Regions from separate parts of the Homo sapiens genome. Here region 2 is linked to region 1. The links are chromatin loops, found by intact Hi-C in ENCODE. Cell type or tissue: natural killer cell. All regions are shown on one strand. Each heading gives the region's core, and the rest is flanking DNA. Links, peaks and the distances in the headings are about the cores only.

Region 1 (15,013 bases), core at 12,406-14,905:
TACATAGAGGTGGGATCCTGAAATAAGGAACAGAACATCCTGCCAGGGCTTGTGCCTGAGGAGAAAGCCACTTGGCAAACACCAGCAGGGTGGCATGAGATAGACCAATGCAGGCTGGGTGGGATCTGAAGGAAGGAGACAGGCACAGTTTAGCAGATGGGCCAGCACAGTGCAATAACGTTTATGTAGGCCAGTGGTTCTCACAGTCTAACCCCTGGACAAGCTGTGTCAGCATCACCTAGGAACTTTTTAGAAGTGCATATTCTCAAGCCCTGCCCCAGACCTATTAAATCCAGAGCTCCGAAATTAGGGCCCAACCATCCGCATTTTAACAAGCCCTCCAGGTGCTTCTAAAGCAAGCTCAGGTTTGAGAACTGCTGATGTCATCAGTCATAACTTCTGCGTTTCTCCTCTTGAGCAGGGAGAGAGCCAGAGGATTCTCCAAAGCCTGCACCCAAGCCTTCTCTGACCATCAGTTTCGCTCAGAAAGCCAAGCGCCAGAACAACACCTTCCCATTCTTTTCTGAAGGAATCACACGGAACCGAACTGCCCAGGAGAAAGTGGCAGCCTTGGAGCAACAGGTTCTGATGCTCACCAAGGAGTTAAAGTCTCAGAAGGTGAGGTCTGGTCCCAGGGAGGCCCCAGGTTCCAGTGGACCCCTCCAGTTCCTGGAGCCTTTCGGATAAGCTAGATGGGACGCATTAGCCGTGCTGGGCACCAGCTACTCTCTGGTCTTTAAAGGCCAAACTGCAGAATGTTGAAATATGCTGTTGATTACTCAAGAACCTGATGTCACTCAAAGTAAGTCACAAAAGGGCACCAAGGGCAGGTATCTCTGGAGATCTACTCTAATAACTGTCTCTTGGACCCCTCCTGGAGGGCCATGCATGGTCTCACCCCCTACCCAGAAAATGACATTATTTAGAGGCAGGTGATCTGGATGCAGGGTCATGGGAGGGGCTGTCGATAGAACTGGGGGGAACTTTGACCTGGCAGCCGATATCTGGGCACAGATATCTGAATGACCGTCACAAGACTGTCACAGGAGAAAGCAAACAAGCAGCATGTGTGTGGCCCAGGGCTAAGCCAGGACCAACACAGAAACAGTGAAAGGAATATTTGGGCTTAATATGGTAAGAAGTTAATTACGAGAGTTACAAGAGCTATATAATAATTGTAGAAAACAGATCTCATACACACAGACATTAAAACTACTCCAAAATCCTACATCCCAGAGAGTAAATGGTATTAAAAGCCAGGGGCTACCTTATGAAGTAGTGAGGGTCCCAGGGCAAAGATGTGAGAGGGCTGCAGCTCCGGGCGGGAGCCCCTCTTTAGAGTGATAAAAGCGACTAAGTTAGGCAGTTGTTACATAAATCCCAACGGTGGGGCCTGGTAGGACCTGTGGTGGCAGTGGCGGGCTCCAGTGAGGGCCCAGACTCCTTTTCCTCTAGAGGAAGGCCTAAGCTTTTGTGTTTGAACTTTGGCTGCCCGGAGGCCCTTTCTGCTTTGTTTTCCAGCCCTGACTCCAGAGGACTTAGGCTGGGGAGGTGGGGCTTATGCCCTATTACCTTCTGAATATTTCTTATAACTTGTACATTTCTTCTTTTCTTTTCTGCCCTATTTTGGTGGGAAGAAATCTAGAAAAAATGCTCTCCCTATACCTAGTTTGGCCCCTCGTCTGCCTTTTCTGCCCCTAAGCAGTGACCACTGTCAGCAGATCTCAGGGGAACCGGCAGAGGCTTCATTCCTGGCATGTCAGAAGTTACTTTTTTTTTTTTTTTTTTGAGACAGAGTCTCATTCTGTCACCCAGGCTGGAGTGCAGTGGTGCAGTCTTGGCTCACTGCAACCTCTGCCTCCCGGGTTCAAGCGATTCTCCTGCCTCAGCCTCCCAAGTAGCTGGGATTACAAGCACCTGCCACCATGCCCAGCTAATTTTTTTTTGTTTTTTGGTTTTTGTTTTTAGTATTTTTATTAGAGACTAGGTTTCACCATGTTGGCAAGGCTGGTTTCGAACTCCTGACCTCAAGTGATCTGCCCACCTCAGCCTCCCAAAGTGCTGGGATTACAGGCGTGAGCCACCGTGCCTGGCCAGGAGTTACATTTAGTGAAGCAACTGGTGATTAGACATTAGAGTTCTCAAAGGAGGGGGCTCATTTATTCATACGTTCTTAACTCATGTGTTTATTCACCAAATTTTTATTAAGGGCCTGTTATGTGCATGCAGTGTTCCAGGTGCTGGGAAAGAACAATGAGCAAAAGACACAGGCTCTGCCCTTACAGCTTGCATTTCATGGCAGAGACAGACATTAAACAAAGCAACACCCAAATGTGTAGTTATAACACGTGAGGTCCCCTCTGCTGCTGCTTAGCAGCCCAGCTGTCTTTTCCTCCTGTCATCATGGTGCTCCAGTTCTGAGGCTGCTGGACGCTCCTGAGAGCTGAGAGGGCATGAAACAGAGCCATAGCAGCTACTTGATCCCTGGACTAGTAGAGCTTAAATCCGAAACCCAAACCTGGAAAGAAAAAGAAATCCTGAATATACGGGCAGCCTCTCTTGACACAGCCTTTCTTTCTAAGACATTACAAATTGTCAGATGAAGTAGAAAGGCCCCAGGAAACCTAGATTTCATGAAAGTTTGCCCCTGATTGCTCTGCATCTCTGGAGGACTCATCATTCTTCAATAAATAAAGGCAAGATTCTTGGAGATTAATAAGGGTTGACCAGGCTATTGACAACTCCCATATATTCAGAGGGAAATTGTCAGGAGGAAGTTGTTGATGCATTGAAGAATCTGGATTTTTTTTCTACCAGGTAACCTTCCACCAAACCTCGACTTTGTGTCCTGGGACAGAGGGTCAAAAGGAGAATGAGTTGTGATTTATTTAGTTTATCCAATTATTGTGCAATAGGAGTGGATTTGTTTACTCTCCAACCCATTCCACAAATGAACTTCAGTCTTCAGGGTGATTCAAAGAACCAGCCTTTAAATAAGACAGCACAGGCTCAAATTCTGGCCCTAAGCAAGTTTCTTAACCTATCTAAGCCTCAGTTTCCTCTTCTGTAAATGGAGTTGCAGCCGTGTTTACTGGAGAGACCTGTGCCCAGATTCATAAAGCCCAGTACCTGGCACCCAGCAGCTGCCCAACAGATGCAGGCTCTGGTTGTTCTGGCGATTACTGCAGCCCTCCTTACCCTCCATGTCAATCTCTTCCTGCCCTACAAGCAGTGAGGTGCCCTGCTGAGGGGCTCAGAGACGAGGCGGGAAGTGAGAGCCCATCAGTGCCTTCAGGAAATGTGCCGTGGGGCCATAGCAGTGATCAGGGAGCTTAGGTCTTCATTCCACATTAGGAAGGGAGGAATGGCAGCCCCGTAACTCTAGGGTTTCACCTGTAGCCCAGATACTGAAACCAAAGAGGTGAGACAGAAAAAGCCAGCACAACTTCTGGGTGCCCAGTGGTGCCCCCAGGCACTCAGAATGCCGCTAGGAGAGCCGCTGTCCATCTGAGACCCTCATTAGAGTCCCATTCATCAGCTGGGAAGATGGGCACCTGGAATCCCAGGAGCTACCCCTGCGAGGTACCTTCCTGTGTTTCTTTAGTGGGAAGGCACCTCCTGTCTACCTCAAACTTCAGGAGGACATGGGAATTTGGGGTCTTATCCTAGCTGATCTGGCCATTGCCAGTGGCTTTCGTGACTCTTTAGGAATTTCTATCTCAAACACTGCGAGATGCTCTTGAGAGCACATTGCAGACAAATCCCTGCCCTTGGGCACCTCACCATCTAGTGGGGAAGAGAAGATGTGAGCATGGGAACTGCTGGTATGAAGCGCGGCCCCAGGACTGTGCTGAGCCTTCCCATGTGTTATCTCTGTCCTTACAATAGTTTTCATCCCCTTACTCTGAAAGGGAAACTGAGGTTCTCAGAGTGTCTGCATGCTCAGGGTCTCCCAGGGGCTAAGCCAGCATTTGAGGAGCTCAGAGGAGTTGGGTGACTTGCCCATGCGCAGGCAGCTGGAAAAGCCAGGATTGGGGCCCTAACCTCCTTCTCCAAGTCTAGAGGCTGGGCTGCCTCCTCTCTTCCATAGTCTCATGGTGAGGCCCACTATGAGACACAAGCACCAAAACTGCTCTTGAGAAAAAATGAATGCACTCCCTGTGTACCCCCTGGTGTCATATTAAACCACAGGTTGACTTCAATACCCATTAAGCCATTATCTGTCCCCATACCTGCAGCACTGGCCCCACAAGAGGTTTGGGCTCTAGGAGATAGCACCAGATGGCTGATTGGCCGGGGACTGACCCTTGGAGTTGACAGAACTCCACCCAGCCTGAAGGCCGTCTGCTCTGGCAGATGGAAGGCTGTTGTCTGTGGTGATGTTGGCCATCTGTTGGCGGCTGGGAATGATGAACCCCTCTGGGACCCTGCCTGCGGCCCTCTGGGGCCACCTTAGTTCAATCAGGATTACTGGGTAAAGGAACGTAATTTTTTAGGAAACTCAGTGGGGCAACGTATAGCCTCTTACTTTCCTAGAACTCCAGCCAAAAACTTCAGAGGACATGAAAGAGGGCTGGGAGGTACCTTGGCCATGTCAGCTTGGGGAGGGACACTTGGCACTTTCTCTTTCATGCTAGAGGCAGTTCTGAGCAGAAGAGGAAGCTTTAGCCCCATTCATGAGAAAGCTGAGGTTCAATGAAGAGGCCACCTGAGCTACCCTCCTTAGAGTCACCTCGTTAGATACACCCCCCACGGATCCAGAATGGGAACCGAGGCCTGTGCAACTCCAAAGCCCATGCCCCTTCATCTGACCCCTGTAGGGCCCACCACTGATGAAAGTAGCAATGCTCTAAAAAGATAAAGGATTATTTTTTAAAGATGATTTATTGGCTTTTAAAAATTTAAATAAAGTGACAACTTATGACCACGTATCAAAATCTGAGATGAACCAAACAACTCGATTGAGAAATATTAAAAGTACCACTTGGGCCGGGCATGGTGGCTCACACCTATAACCCCAACACTTTGGGAGGCCAAGGTGGGAGGATCTCTTGAGCCCAAGAGTTCAAGACCACCCCGAACAACATAGGGAGACCCTGTCTCTACAGAAAATAAAATAATTAGCTGGGCAATGTGGTGCATGCCTGTAGTCCCAGCTACAAGGGAGACTGAGGCAAGAGAATCTCTTGAGCCCAGGAGGTTGAGGCTGCGGTGGGCCGTGATTGCGCCACTGCACTCCAGCCTGGGCAACAGAGTGAGACCCTGTCTCAAAAAAAAAAAAAAAAAAAAGAAAAGAAAAAAAAACACTTCAAAAAGCTTAATTTCATCAACCCCTCTATTTTTCTTTTCTTTTCTTTTCTTTTTTTTTTTTTTGAGATGGAGTCTCGCTCTGTCGCCCAGGCTAGAGTGCAGTGGTGCGATCTCAGCTCACTGCCAGCTCCGCCTCCCGGGTTCACACCATTCTGCCTCAGCCTCCTGAGTAGCTGGGACTACAGGCACCCGCCACCACGCCTGGCTAATTTTTTTGTATTTTTAGTAGAGACGGGGTTTCACCATGTTAGCCAGGATGGTCTCGATCTCCTGACCTCGTGATCCGACCGCCTTGGCCTCCCAAAGTGCTGGGATTACAGGCGTGAGCCACCACGCCCGGCCCAACCTATTTTTAAGAATTGGTCCTAAGACATTGCTTATAATCCAGACTTTAGGTTTCTTGAATTCATGACATTCTCACTCCTCATCTTACAAGTCCTACTGAGGCTCCCTCCCTCTGCCCTGGTTCCGTTCTTTTAAGCCTATTTTATTCTGGTACAAGAATTCTGGGGGTGGGAGGAGAGCCTCCTGGGCTGGTGTCTCAGTCTTAGATTCTGGGAGCCAAATGCGGGAAGGAGACAGCTAGATGTAATGAAATAAGCTTCAGAGTCAACTAACTCCCCAAATTGAGGGAAAGACACCCACTGGTCCTGCTCCTAGGGCAAGTCTGAACAATGATGTCTGTTGGTTATTTCCCTGGGCAGTCATCCAAGGTAACCTCCAAATCTCAGCTGAAGCAGAAAATGGCCTAGGCCCCCAGTTTTCCTGGAACCACAGGAATGTTAATCTCTCTCCACTGAGCCCTGAGAAGCTGACTTCTTCATTCTGGACGTTCCAAACATTCCCTTTTGGTTTGCAATCACTGTGCTGTCCTCACCCCAACTTCCTGCCACACCCCAGGGCTCCCACAGCTCCATGGTAGCTCTTTCCTTCCTCCAGGTCTTTACTGGGGCTGTAGCTTGGCCACATCTGGAGGGCCATCCCCACCCTCATCTCCCACCTGCTGCTCGACCATCTCTGGCCCTTCTCATTCTTCACAGTTTCTTTTAAATGCTCTGGACTGGTATTCCCCACAACCTCCACCCCAGACAGAAGTCATTGCCTTTCCCACAAACACCCTTGTTCCCCTGACTTGCAGTAGATCATTCCACTGTGGTGGGTCATGTTCATTCCCACCAGCCTTTGCAGTCCTTGGAGGTGGGAACTCTCACCACTCCCTCTCTGGGCCACGGCACCTGGCTCAGGGCCTGGCCTGGCACCGAGTGGTGCTTGGTAAAGGTTGGATGGATGGATGGGCATGTGGAAGGAAAAGAGAGAACCAGAGAAAGGATGGTCACTAGTCCTAAGGTTTCAGAAGATGCAGGCTAATGTGGTCTTGTCATTAGCTTCTCCAAAAAAGTCATGGTTTTTGGCAGTTTTCCTCCAATATAGAATTGTTCTTAGCAAATAAGGCTATCCAGCCAATCCACTCATTTTAATACTTTGGTGTGGTATAGTTGACATGTCTCTAGGAAACCATGTTTTTCCAAATGAGAAGCACAGAGCAGGGCAGTGTTGCCTGAAAGTCATACCTACCTGGTATTAGTTCCACGTGGACCTGGCTGCTGATGTCCTGATCCTGGCCCAGAACAAATTCACATCCCTGCTTTGGGACAGATAGGCCTGAGTCCAGGCGTGGCCCTCCCTGGGGAAATTACAGGCTTAAAGGCACAGGGAGCTGAGCAGACCTTGAGTTCCTGTGTGAATTAGTTGCCCCTGCTGAGGAATAAATCAAGCTCTATTGTTTCTGAACTTTCTAGAGTTCCTTCCACCAGCTTTGCAGGCATCGGCTGGTGGGCTGAAGGTAACTAGGCACAAATGGCTTGAATGAGGTCCTCTGTGTGTGGCTTTACATGGGGATTGCCAGTGTATTTCCTCTTTAACCCTGACTCAACTTGATTGGTAGTGACTGGCTGCTATATTGAGAATGATTCTGAGGCCTCAACTAGGGTAGGCTGTGCAGGAAGAAGTATGGGAGATTAATTAGTGATGTCTGCCACAGGGATGAGAGGGAAGAGTAATGCCACATAGCTGCCACCCCTGGTTTTCTTAGTTACTGAGCACAGGCTTTGGAATCTAGCCAATTGAGATTGAATTCCATTCTACTCTCTGCTGGGCCTCAGTTTGTTCATCCCTGAAATGGATGTGTATATGTCAGGGTATGGGTTCAGCTGCTGTGACAAAAACATCTCCACTGGGTGTGGTGACTCATACCTGTAATCCCAGCACTTTGGAAGGCCAAGGTGGGCAGATCATTTGAGTCCAGGAGTTTGAGACCAGCCCGGCAACATGGCAAAACCCCTTCTCTACAAAAAAATACAAATATTAGCCTGGTGTGTTGGCATGTTCCTGTGGTCCCAGCTACTTGAGAGGCTAAGGTGGGAGGATCAGCTGAGCCCAGGAGATTGAGGCTACAGTGAGCCATGTCTGTGCCACTGCACTCCAGGCTGGGTAACAGAGGGAGACGCTATCTCAAAAAAAAAAAGTTTCAAAGCACTGTGGCCCAAAACGAGTGAGAGGTTTCTCATTCACATTAAAGAACCCAGAGGTAGGTGAGCAACTCTGAGCTGGGGGGCAGCCCTTTCTCAACATGTACCTTCTGCTGTGGGTCTGAGGCGGCCACTCTAGTTCCTGCCACTTCCCAGCCAGAAGCAAAGAGAACTGGACCAGAGGAGCGTGTATCTAGTGGTTTTAAAGGTAGGACCCAGAAGCTGCCCATCTCACTTTTCATTTCCCATTTAGGCAGAATAGTTACTTGGCTACACCTCACCATGGCTTGGCTGGGAGATGCAGTTTTAAGCTGGGGAACCATGTGCCCAGCTAACAGTCACTTGAACAGAGAAGGAGAAAGTGAGTGTCAGGATGAGATGCCGCAGGGATGCTGCTGGGCACCTCTCACGGTTGTTAGGAGAACTACTGATAACATATACCCCACTGTGGCGCCCAGCAGGCCCTCCCTGAGCTCACAAGATTCTTCCCTCTCCCTGCCCAGGAGCTAGTGAAGATCCTGCACAAGGCACTGGAGGCCGCCCAGCAGGAGAAGCGGGCGTCCAGCGCATACCTGGCGGCGGCTGAGGACAAGGACCGGCTGGAGCTGGTGCGGCACAAAGTGCGGCAGATCGCGGAGCTGGGCCGGCGGGTGGAGGCCCTGGAGCAGGAGCGGGAGAGCCTGGCGCACACAGCGAGCCTGCGGGAGCAGCAGGTGCAGGAGCTACAGCAGCACGTGCAGCTGCTTATGGACAAGAACCACGCCAAGCAGCAGGTCATCTGCAAGCTCTCTGAGAAGGTCACCCAGGACTTCACGCACCCCCCTGACCAGTCTCCTTTGCGCCCCGACGCTGCCAACAGGGACTTCCTGAGCCAGCAGGGGAAGATAGAGCACCTGAAGGTAGGGGCCTCCCCTCAGGGCCTGCCAGTCCTGCCGGTCCTCTGTCCCAGCCCTCAGGGAAGGTGCGCTCTCCACCCCTAAGGGTTTGCTAGGTGGAGTGGGGATACCCCTTCATCCTAGAATATTCACATTAGAAACACATGTTGATGGGAATATTGCTCTACGCTTCTTCACTTTCTTTACCACAAGGCCCAGTGCAGTTTGCCTGGGCCTTGATTGACCCATTAACCAGTAGCCCTGGTATCCTGGGCTACTGAAAAGTGAAGGTGCCTCTAGATTATCAAATGAGAGATGAAAGCCTGACTAGCTAAGTGTGGGGCCTGGCCTGGTCAACCTCCCTTAGTGCCATCCCAGTGCACCCGAGAGCCCTAAGGGGCCAGCACGACCCTCCCCCCACAGTCCTGCGCCTGCACACTGTACGGATGACCTGCAGCTGCCAATAGTCACTGCTCCCATCTGTAGAATTTATAGGGTGTTTCCTGTGTGCCAGGCACTGCCCTCGGTGGGTGCATCGCCACATTTAGTCCTCGCGCCAGCCCTGTGAGGTGAGGCAGCCGCTGGTGTGCTCCCCCTTTACAGATGTGGAATGCTGAGGCTGAGAAAGGTTAAGGAGCCTGCCCAGGGTCATGTGCTGAAGAAGTGGAGGAGCTGGAGCTGGGCTGGAGCTCATGTCTGCGGTCTGGTCTGTCTGCTCAGCTGCCGCTTCTAGCTGCTGCCACCATCCCTGCTCCTCCTTTCCTCCCCTTCCTTCCCCTTCTCTGTCCCTATCTTTCCCTAGGCTTCCCCACCCCACAGGGACCAGTGATGTCACAGGAGGTAGGAACTTTATGTGAAGTGTGTTGCCTGCCGTGACCCGCAGCCTCCTCTCTAAAGGGTTGTGACAGGAACTGTCCCACTGGGAGGCCTGTGGCTGTGGAGTGCACTCATAGCCTCCACTGTCCGTAAAGGGAGCCATACAACCAGAGTTCGTCCTGCCCCAAACCCTGCCACTCACAACCACATATGTACAGTCAGATGCCATATAACAGGCTGCATATGTGATGGTCCCATAAGATTACAATGAAGCAGAAAAATCCCTGTCACATAGTGACATCATAGCCGTCATAACATCATAGCACAACATGCTACCTTTTCTATGTTTACATGTGTTTAGATACACAAATGCCATTATGTGACAGCCACCTATGGTATTCAGTACCGTAACAGGTGCACAGGTCTGCAGCCTCGGAGCAATAGGCTACACCATCTAGCTGGGTGCGTAGTAGGCTAAATCACCTAGGTTTGTCTGCGTCCAGTCTACAATGTTTGCACAACAGTGAAATCACCTAATGACGCATTTCTCAGAGTGTATCCTCATAATTAAGCCACACGAGACTGTACATATAGACTTATAACCTTGAGAACTCTCATGCTACTCTATCAAAGAACTACTCGGTGAGGGCAGATGGAGAAAGAAAAAAAAAGAAATCAGGAAGCTTTTGAGAGAAAAGCTCTCAGTGGGCAGTGTTGAACAGTGGCCACCACCCAAGCTTTGAAGTCAGACTGACCTCTTTGACTCTTGGCTCTGCCTCTTTCTGGCTGTGTGACTTTAGGCATGTTAGCTCACCTCTGTGTCAAATAGCCCAACTAGTCCTCTTGACTAGGGCTGTTAGAAGGATAAAGGAAAAGGACGTGAAACCTGATTCCCTTCCCTTTCTTTCAGCAAAGACTGAAAACCCACATAACCAGTTCCCGAATCTTTTCCCTTATTTAGTCTGAAATCAGAGATTCTTTTGGGTTAAAAGAAAAACATAACCTTTCCAATGCAAATGCAGCCAGATGATTAGAAAGCTCTCAGCCCTCCACACAGCAGGGAAAACTGCTTCCATCTGATTGCTTTTCTACCCTGCCTGCCCCCAGCCAGGCGGCTTCCTCTTCTCTCCACCCATACTGCCGGAATCCACTGTGCAAGCCCCGGTAGAGCAGCACAGGGGTCAGAAAGATTTGTGGTGGCGCACGCCTGTGTTCCCGTCTACTCTGGAGGCCGAGGTGGGAGGATCGCTTGAGCCCACGAGGTGGAGGTTGCAGTGAGCTGAGATTGTGCCACTGCACTCCAACCTGGGTGAAGGAGTGAAACACCATCTCAAAGGAAAAAAAAGAACACTAGATCAGCCAGGTGGCTCCAGACAGCCTGAGAGTTGATTGTAATCATGGACTCACTAGGAGACTGAGTGTGCCCCTGAATTTACATATTCAGGAATTTTATTTTTTTTTATTTTTATTTTTTGAGACGGAGTCTTGCTCTGTCACCCAGCCTGGAGTGCAGTGGCGCGGTCTCGGCTCACTGCAAGCTCCGCCTCCCAGGTTCACGCCATTCTCCTGCCTCAGCCTCCTGAGTAGCTGGGACTACAGGTGCCCGCCACCATGCCCGGCTAATTTTTTTGTATTTTTAGTAGAGACGGGGTTTCACCATGTTAGCCAGGATGGTCTTGATCTCCTGACCGCGTGATCTGCCTGCCTCGGCCTCCCAAAGTGCTGGGATTACAGGTGTGAGCCACCGCACCTGGCCATGAATTTTCTTTATCAGTGAGCTCAGCTACATGGAGACTCTGGGTATGTGATTCACATTAACCAAGAATACACTTGCATATGATCCTCAGAGGCCCAGTGTTTTGTGCTTTGTGCTTTAAAGGGTTGCATAAGGCCAGGCATGGGTGGCTCACACCTGTAATGCCAGCATTTGGGGAGGCTGTGGCAGGAGGATTACTTGAGGCCAGGAGTTAGAGACAAGCCGGGGAAACATAGCAAGATCTCATCTCTACAAAAAATTAAAAAATTAGCCAGGCACAGTAGCACGTGCCTGTAGTCCCAGCTACTTGGGAAGCTGAAGCTAGAGGATTGCTTAAGCCCAGGAGTTCATGACCAGCCTAGGCAACATAGCAAGACCCTGTCTCTAAAAAAAAATAAAATAAATTCACTAGGTATGAAGGCACCCGCCATAGTCCTAGCTACTCAGAAGGCTGAGGTGGGAGATTACTTGAGCCGCCCAGGAGTTCGAGGCTGTGGTGAACTGTGATCACGCCACTGCACTCCAGCCTGGACAACAGAGTAAGACACTGTCTCTATTAAAAAAAAAATAAAAAAGAGAAAGAGTTGCATGTAGTTGGTGTTCCTTAGTTTTTAGCTTTTAGAATACCCATCAAATATCCATTGTCTTGAGTTTGAGGACAGAGAATGTTGAGGTTTCCTGCCTGCCCTGTGATTGAGGAACCCAACTTTAGGGAATGCCCCTTGTTATTCAGACTTTGGTTTTGAGAACAGGATCACTGACCTCTTGAATATCAGATCTGGAAAGACTCAGAAATCTAGTCTGCCCCACTCATTTTCTGGCAGGGACAGCTGAGCTGGGGCAAGGGAGAAGGACTGGCCCAGGGTCAGGCAGCAAGAGGCAGGGCTACAGCCGGAACCTGGCCTCCCATGCCCAGGCCACTGCCTTCCACACAGCACAGGGCCTAGTCCATGGGCATGGCCCAAAGAGAATTCCCGGGCTCCTGCTTCCCTGGTCCCCCTTCTCCAGGGTTTTCCTTCTTTCATTCCACTGGTGACTGTCCTGTGGCTTTTCTCTTTTCTGAGGTTTCTCTTTTTCCTCCCTACAGTTCTGAGCCAAGACGAGCACTCAAGGTAGGGCATCGAGCTGGAGGGGGAGGTACTGCCCGACGCCACCCACTGCCACTGCTGTTCCAGGCTGTGCTCACTCTGCCTCCCTGTCCGGCATGTCTGTGCCTTCCCTAGAGCTGGAAGCAGGGTATCTTATGTGACAAAAGCCTTCTTTCCAAAGCCTTAGAAATAACAGTGTGTAGCCAAGCGTGGTGGCTCACAATCCAGTGCTTTGAGAGGCCACGGTTGGAGGATTGCATGAGGCCAGGAGTTTGAGACCAGCCTAGGCAACATAATGAGACCTTTTTAAAAAATTAAAAATTAATTAGCTGGGTGTAGTGGCACACACTTGTAGTCCCAACTACTCAGGGGCCTGAGACAGGAGGATCACTTGAGCCCAGGAGGTCAAGAGTGCAGTGAGCTATGATCATGCCATTGCATTCCAGCCTGGGTGACAAAGTGAGACCCTTTCTCTAAAAATAAAAAAAGAAAGAAAAATAAATAAATATCCATGAGCACATCTAGGCCTGGGAGGAGGAAGGGGTGATATCAAGGAGGGAGACCCAGTGGTGTGGAGCAGTGGCCAGCGCCAGAGCTGGGTCTGCTTTCTCTACGCAGTGTCTGCTGAGCACCTGCCATGGGCTGAACACACCTGGGTTTGGATCCTGGCTCTCTTTCGTGACAAGGGGAACTTACTTTCTCTGTGTGTGTTTCCTCATCTGTTAAATGGGAATTAGGGCACTTTAATAGTTATCCCACAGCCTTGTGGATATGAGGGAGATGGGTCAGGTCATGGTAGGTCCTTTCCTCCCTTGCGGGGGGGCTTGTTGTATTTTCCCGGGCATTGGATTCCGAACTCTGTGAGCCGACTGAGGGGGTGGGTGCAGGGTGGGGAATAGTAGCTCTCGAGCTGTCATGCAAACTCAGTGAGGGAGACGATGCTCACGCTCACGTTGCACTTGCCACATGCCAGGCACCGTTCTGAGCCTTTTGCACATATTAACTCACTGAATCCTCTCCCAGCCACATGAGGTAGTACTGTTATTATCCTCATTTTCCAGATGAGAGGATGAGGTTAAGTAACTTGTCCAGGGGCTCAGTGGTCAAGACAGAATTTCCACCCAGACAGCGTGCCCGCAGCATTCATGCCACTGACCACCAGGCGGTGCCGGTACATGGCCAACTCCAGCGTCTTTGATGTGTTGTTATACTGTCTGATGGGTAGGAGAGGTCACATAAGCCTGCATGCGTGTAGCCAGGAGACACCAAAGGACAACGCTTGGAGGGTAGGGACTAGAGTGTGGGCATCCAGGTGGATTCCAGCTGGTGGGGAGCTCAGATGGTGCCCGGCAGGAAGTTTGGTGATTAGGGCTTTAGAATGAGACAGTCCTGGCCAGGCACAGTGGCTCATGCCTGTAATCCTAACACTTTAGGAGGCCGAGGTGGAAGGATTGCTTGAGGCCAGGAGTTTGAAAACAGCCTGGGAAACATAGTGAGACCTCGTCTCTACAAAATCAAAAAATTAGCTAGGCATGGTGGTGCCTGCCTATAGTCCCAGCTACTTGACAGGCTGAGGTGGGAGGATTGCTTGAGTCCAGGAGGTCGAGGCTGCCATGAGCTATGATCACGCCACTGTACTCCAGCTTGGGCGACAGAGCAAGACAAACAAACAAAAAGAATCAGACAGACCTGGGTTTGGTCACATCTGCCTTATACTGGCTGTGCCTTAGGCAAGTTGCCTACCCTTTCAGAGCCTCTGAGGCCTCATCTGTGTCATAGGAATAATAAAAGAACATCCCTTCTAGGGTTGCTAGGAGGATGAAGTGAGAGAATATATGCTGCGTGGTGTTGGTGATGGGGGTGATGCCGGAAGCCTGCACAGCCTCTGTATTCATAAGTTTCTATATCTCCAGACAGTAAAGTGTTAGACTCCAGAGAGAGTGGGGAGTGGTCCAGGAAAGGCCTGATGCTCATGGGAGACTGGTCCCTGTGCCACAAACAAGATTTTCACTTCTTGCCACATAAGGATAGGATATGGGGACTGTGGAGAAGAAGCAGGCAGAAACTTGCCAGCAGAGCGGCTGGCGCACACAGCAGCATTTTTGAGAGGCAGTGAAGCTGGTTTTTTATCTAGGTCAGGGACAGGATTGGATAGGGGGAGGAGGGTGGCGCCAGGGGTTGGAACTGCCTGGGTCCAGCCAGAAGGCAGAGAGCAAGCTGAGTGGATGCACAGCCTTTCAGCCTTGGCACAGCGAGGGAGATGAAAGCAGGGGTGGCCTGGGTTGGGGCACCACAGAGAGCCCCCGTGGAGTGGTGAGGGGTGATGTGATAAAGTCAACAGGGGGCATTCGTTCCCTCCCCTGGGAGCAGAGGCCCTTCTAGTGTGTCAGGCTCTGGGCGGAGGGCAGCAGCCCCTGGGCAGGCATCGGAGCTTCCAGCCTGGGGAGACCTTGGAGATCATCTTGGCCAGAGTGAAGACCCACCCAGGGAGGGCCAGGACCACCTGTGGGCTGTGCACATGTGACCCTGACGAGGATGTGCCCCAAACTACATGTGATGTTCTTCATTTCCAAATCAATCTGGCCACGTCGGAGTCATCCTTGCTGCAGCATCGCTTGCACATGTGATGTTCTTCATTTC
Region 2 (2,500 bases), core at 1-2,500, 140 kb after region 1:
TGGGACTTAAGTATACACTACTGCTACCATCAGCACAAGAGTAATAAACATACACATCACCTTCAAAAGTTTTCTTGAGTCCCTTTGTTTTGTTTTGAAGTTGGAAATCAAAAGTCGAAAAAATCAATGTCTCTGAATGGTGACTCAGAAATAAGTTAGGGCTTAGTGAGTTGCTCACACTTGATCACATGGGCACAAATCTTTCCCTCTCCCAGGGAAGTTGCTGAAATGAAATGCAAACTCTGATTGGTCTAGGACCGACGGACCGACGGACCAACCAACCTACCTCCCTTCCTGTCTCCTTCCCTCCCTCCCTTCCTTCCTCCCTCCCTCCCTTTCCTCCCTTTCCTTCCTCCCTTTCCTTCCCTCCCTCTCTCCCTTTCCTTCCTCCCTCCCTCCCACCGTTTCCTTCCTTTCCTCCCTTCCTTCACCTTTCTCACTGCTCTTCCTCTGCTTTATTTTTAACTCTTCTCTTTTCCCCTTCCATCTTTTTCTTTTCTTTTGTGGTAGAGACGGGGTCTTGCTATGTTGCCCAGACTGGTCTCAAACTCCTGGGGTCAAGCAATCCTCCTGCCTCAGTCTCCCAAGTAGCTGGGACCACAAGCACGTGCCACCACATGTGGCTAATTTTTTTTTTTTTTTAATTTGCTGTGGAGATGGGGTCTTGCTATGTTGCCCGGGCTGTTCTCAAACTCCTGACCTCAAGCAGTTGTCCCACCCTGGCCTCCCACAGTGCTGGGGTTGCAAGCTTCAGCTGCCATGCCCAGTACCTTCCATACCTTTCCACCTCACTCCTTCCTGTTTGTGTCTCATAACACTGCTAACTAGCCCTAAGACAGAACTGAAAAAACATCAGTTTTAAATATATTTTTTCAATAAAATCTAATTTTCCTACCCTTCTCACTTCATTTGGCAGATGAAGAGAGTGCTTTCTGTTTAAAGAAGGAACCTTCCACTGAGTTTTCTTTTGTATAATGTTCATCTTGTGGGAGTGTGGTGTGGCCCACCAGGGCATAAACAGAAGCAGAAACCCCCCCAAGAGAGGGGCAGAGCGATCGGGGCAAGGAGGGGGGACAAGTGCAGAAAAACACCTTGTGAAAGCTTACCTACAGAGGCTGTAAAATCTGCATGGAATTCTGTAATTTTCAAGTAAAGAAAAAGGCCAATTCCTGCTGGAAAGGGAAGGGGCGCCTCATTTTGCCGCCTCCTGGGGAGCCAGCGCCACCCAGTGGACATTTAGAAAACTGCCACTCAGAGCCATCGGGCAAAGGGAATCTGAGTAATCTGGAAGATCCTAACTTTCAGCCCTAAGACAGTATCGCTGTGCCTAGGGGCTACTACAGGCTGGGTCAGCAACTGGTGACCCCTTTCTCTTCAGGGACTCCTTGACTTCCCCTAGCCTGCCGACCGTGCTATCGGGTTCCCTCTATCTGGGGTTCCATGCAGCCCGGCAGCCTCAGCACTCCTCTCTCCCTCCTGCCCCATAGCACAAAGTCTGTGGGAGTCTGAAGGGAGCTCAGGCATGTACAACTCTCCTCGGGCTCCCAGCTGAGTTCAACATGCAGAAATGGGTCCCATGGATAGCCTCGTTTGGGAGAAACACTACCCTGCCTTAATGCCTTCTTAGAGGGTCCCAGTAAATCAACTTAGCTGAGTTCCAAACCCAGTGTTTCCCAAACTTATTCGACTCAGAACTTTATTAATTCTGGCCAGGCATGGTAGCCCATGCCTGTAATCCCAGCACTTTGGGAGGCCAAGGCAGGAGGATCATTTTAGCCCAGGAGTTTGACACCAGCCTAGGCAACATGGCGAAATCCCGTTTCTACAAAACATATAAAAATTAGCCGGGTGTGTGGTGTGTGCCTGCAGTCCCAGCTACTCAGGAGGCTGAAGTGGGAGGATTGCTTGAACCCAGGAGGTTGAGGCTGCACTGAGCTGAGGTCGTGTCACTGCACTCCAGCCTGGGTGACAAAACAAAAAATAAACCAAAAAACCCTTTATTGATTCTAAATCAATTAATGAATGAGGGTGGACAACACGTGCCCACAGAACCCCATTTCTGTACTGTGTCCTGTGGGACACTCTGGGAACTGCTGATCTGAGTCAGGGGTAAGGAAAGAGAGGAGTGGAGCTGAGATTTTTCTAAAGTCCCTTCCTCTCCCCTCAGGTTTTGGATCCTTCAGGATTGGAAAAAAAAAAAAAGAAGCCCAGGCCAGGCGCGGTGGCTCACGCCTGTAATCCCAGCACTTTGGGAGGCCGTGGCGGGCAGATCACGAGGTCAGGAGTTTGACACCAGCCTGGCCAACATGGTGAAACCCCGCCTCTACTAAAAATACAAAAATTAGCCCGGCGTGTTGGTGTGTGTCTGTAATCCCAGCTACTCGGGAGGCTAAGGCAGGACAATTACTTGAACCTGGGAGGTGGAGGTTGCAGTGAGCCAAGAGCATGCCATTGCACTCCAGCCTGGGTGACAGAGCAAGACTCCGTCTCAAAAAAAAAA

Evidence for each region. A loop is a pair of places that touch in the nucleus more often than their neighbours do. Peaks named below come from ENCODE experiments on the same cell type or tissue, not always from the same donor. Only the 100,000 strongest peaks of a DNase experiment are listed, where the experiment ranks them.
Region 2: a loop joins it to region 1, with 19 times the contacts of the local background. A loop is called at or near these places in 46 of 110 quality-filtered maps.

The regions. Positions count from the first base shown.
Region 1 is chr9:98,214,557-98,229,569 of GRCh38, reverse strand. TBC1D2 (TBC1 domain family member 2) reads left to right here. Exons shown (of 13, transcript NM_001267571.2): 5 at 422-618; 6 at 8,342-8,737. It overlaps MIR6854 (microRNA 6854), which reads left to right and starts at 353; the gene lies at 353-421. RefSeq lists an enhancer at 5,701-6,900 and a silencer at 10,509-10,803. In natural killer cell, for the core only: no CTCF peak of the experiment used is centred there; a DNase peak (open chromatin) is centred at 13,539.
Region 2 is chr9:98,073,293-98,075,792 of GRCh38, reverse strand. The region is part of intron 2 of NANS (N-acetylneuraminate synthase); the gene reads right to left. It also overlaps a transcript of TRIM14 not described here. Among named protein-coding and RNA genes, the nearest start is that of NANS, 18 kb to the right of the region's middle. RefSeq lists an enhancer at 354-1,160. In natural killer cell, for the core only: CTCF peaks have their summits at 1,024 and 1,223 (motif pointing left); DNase peaks (open chromatin) are centred at 152, 769 and 1,212.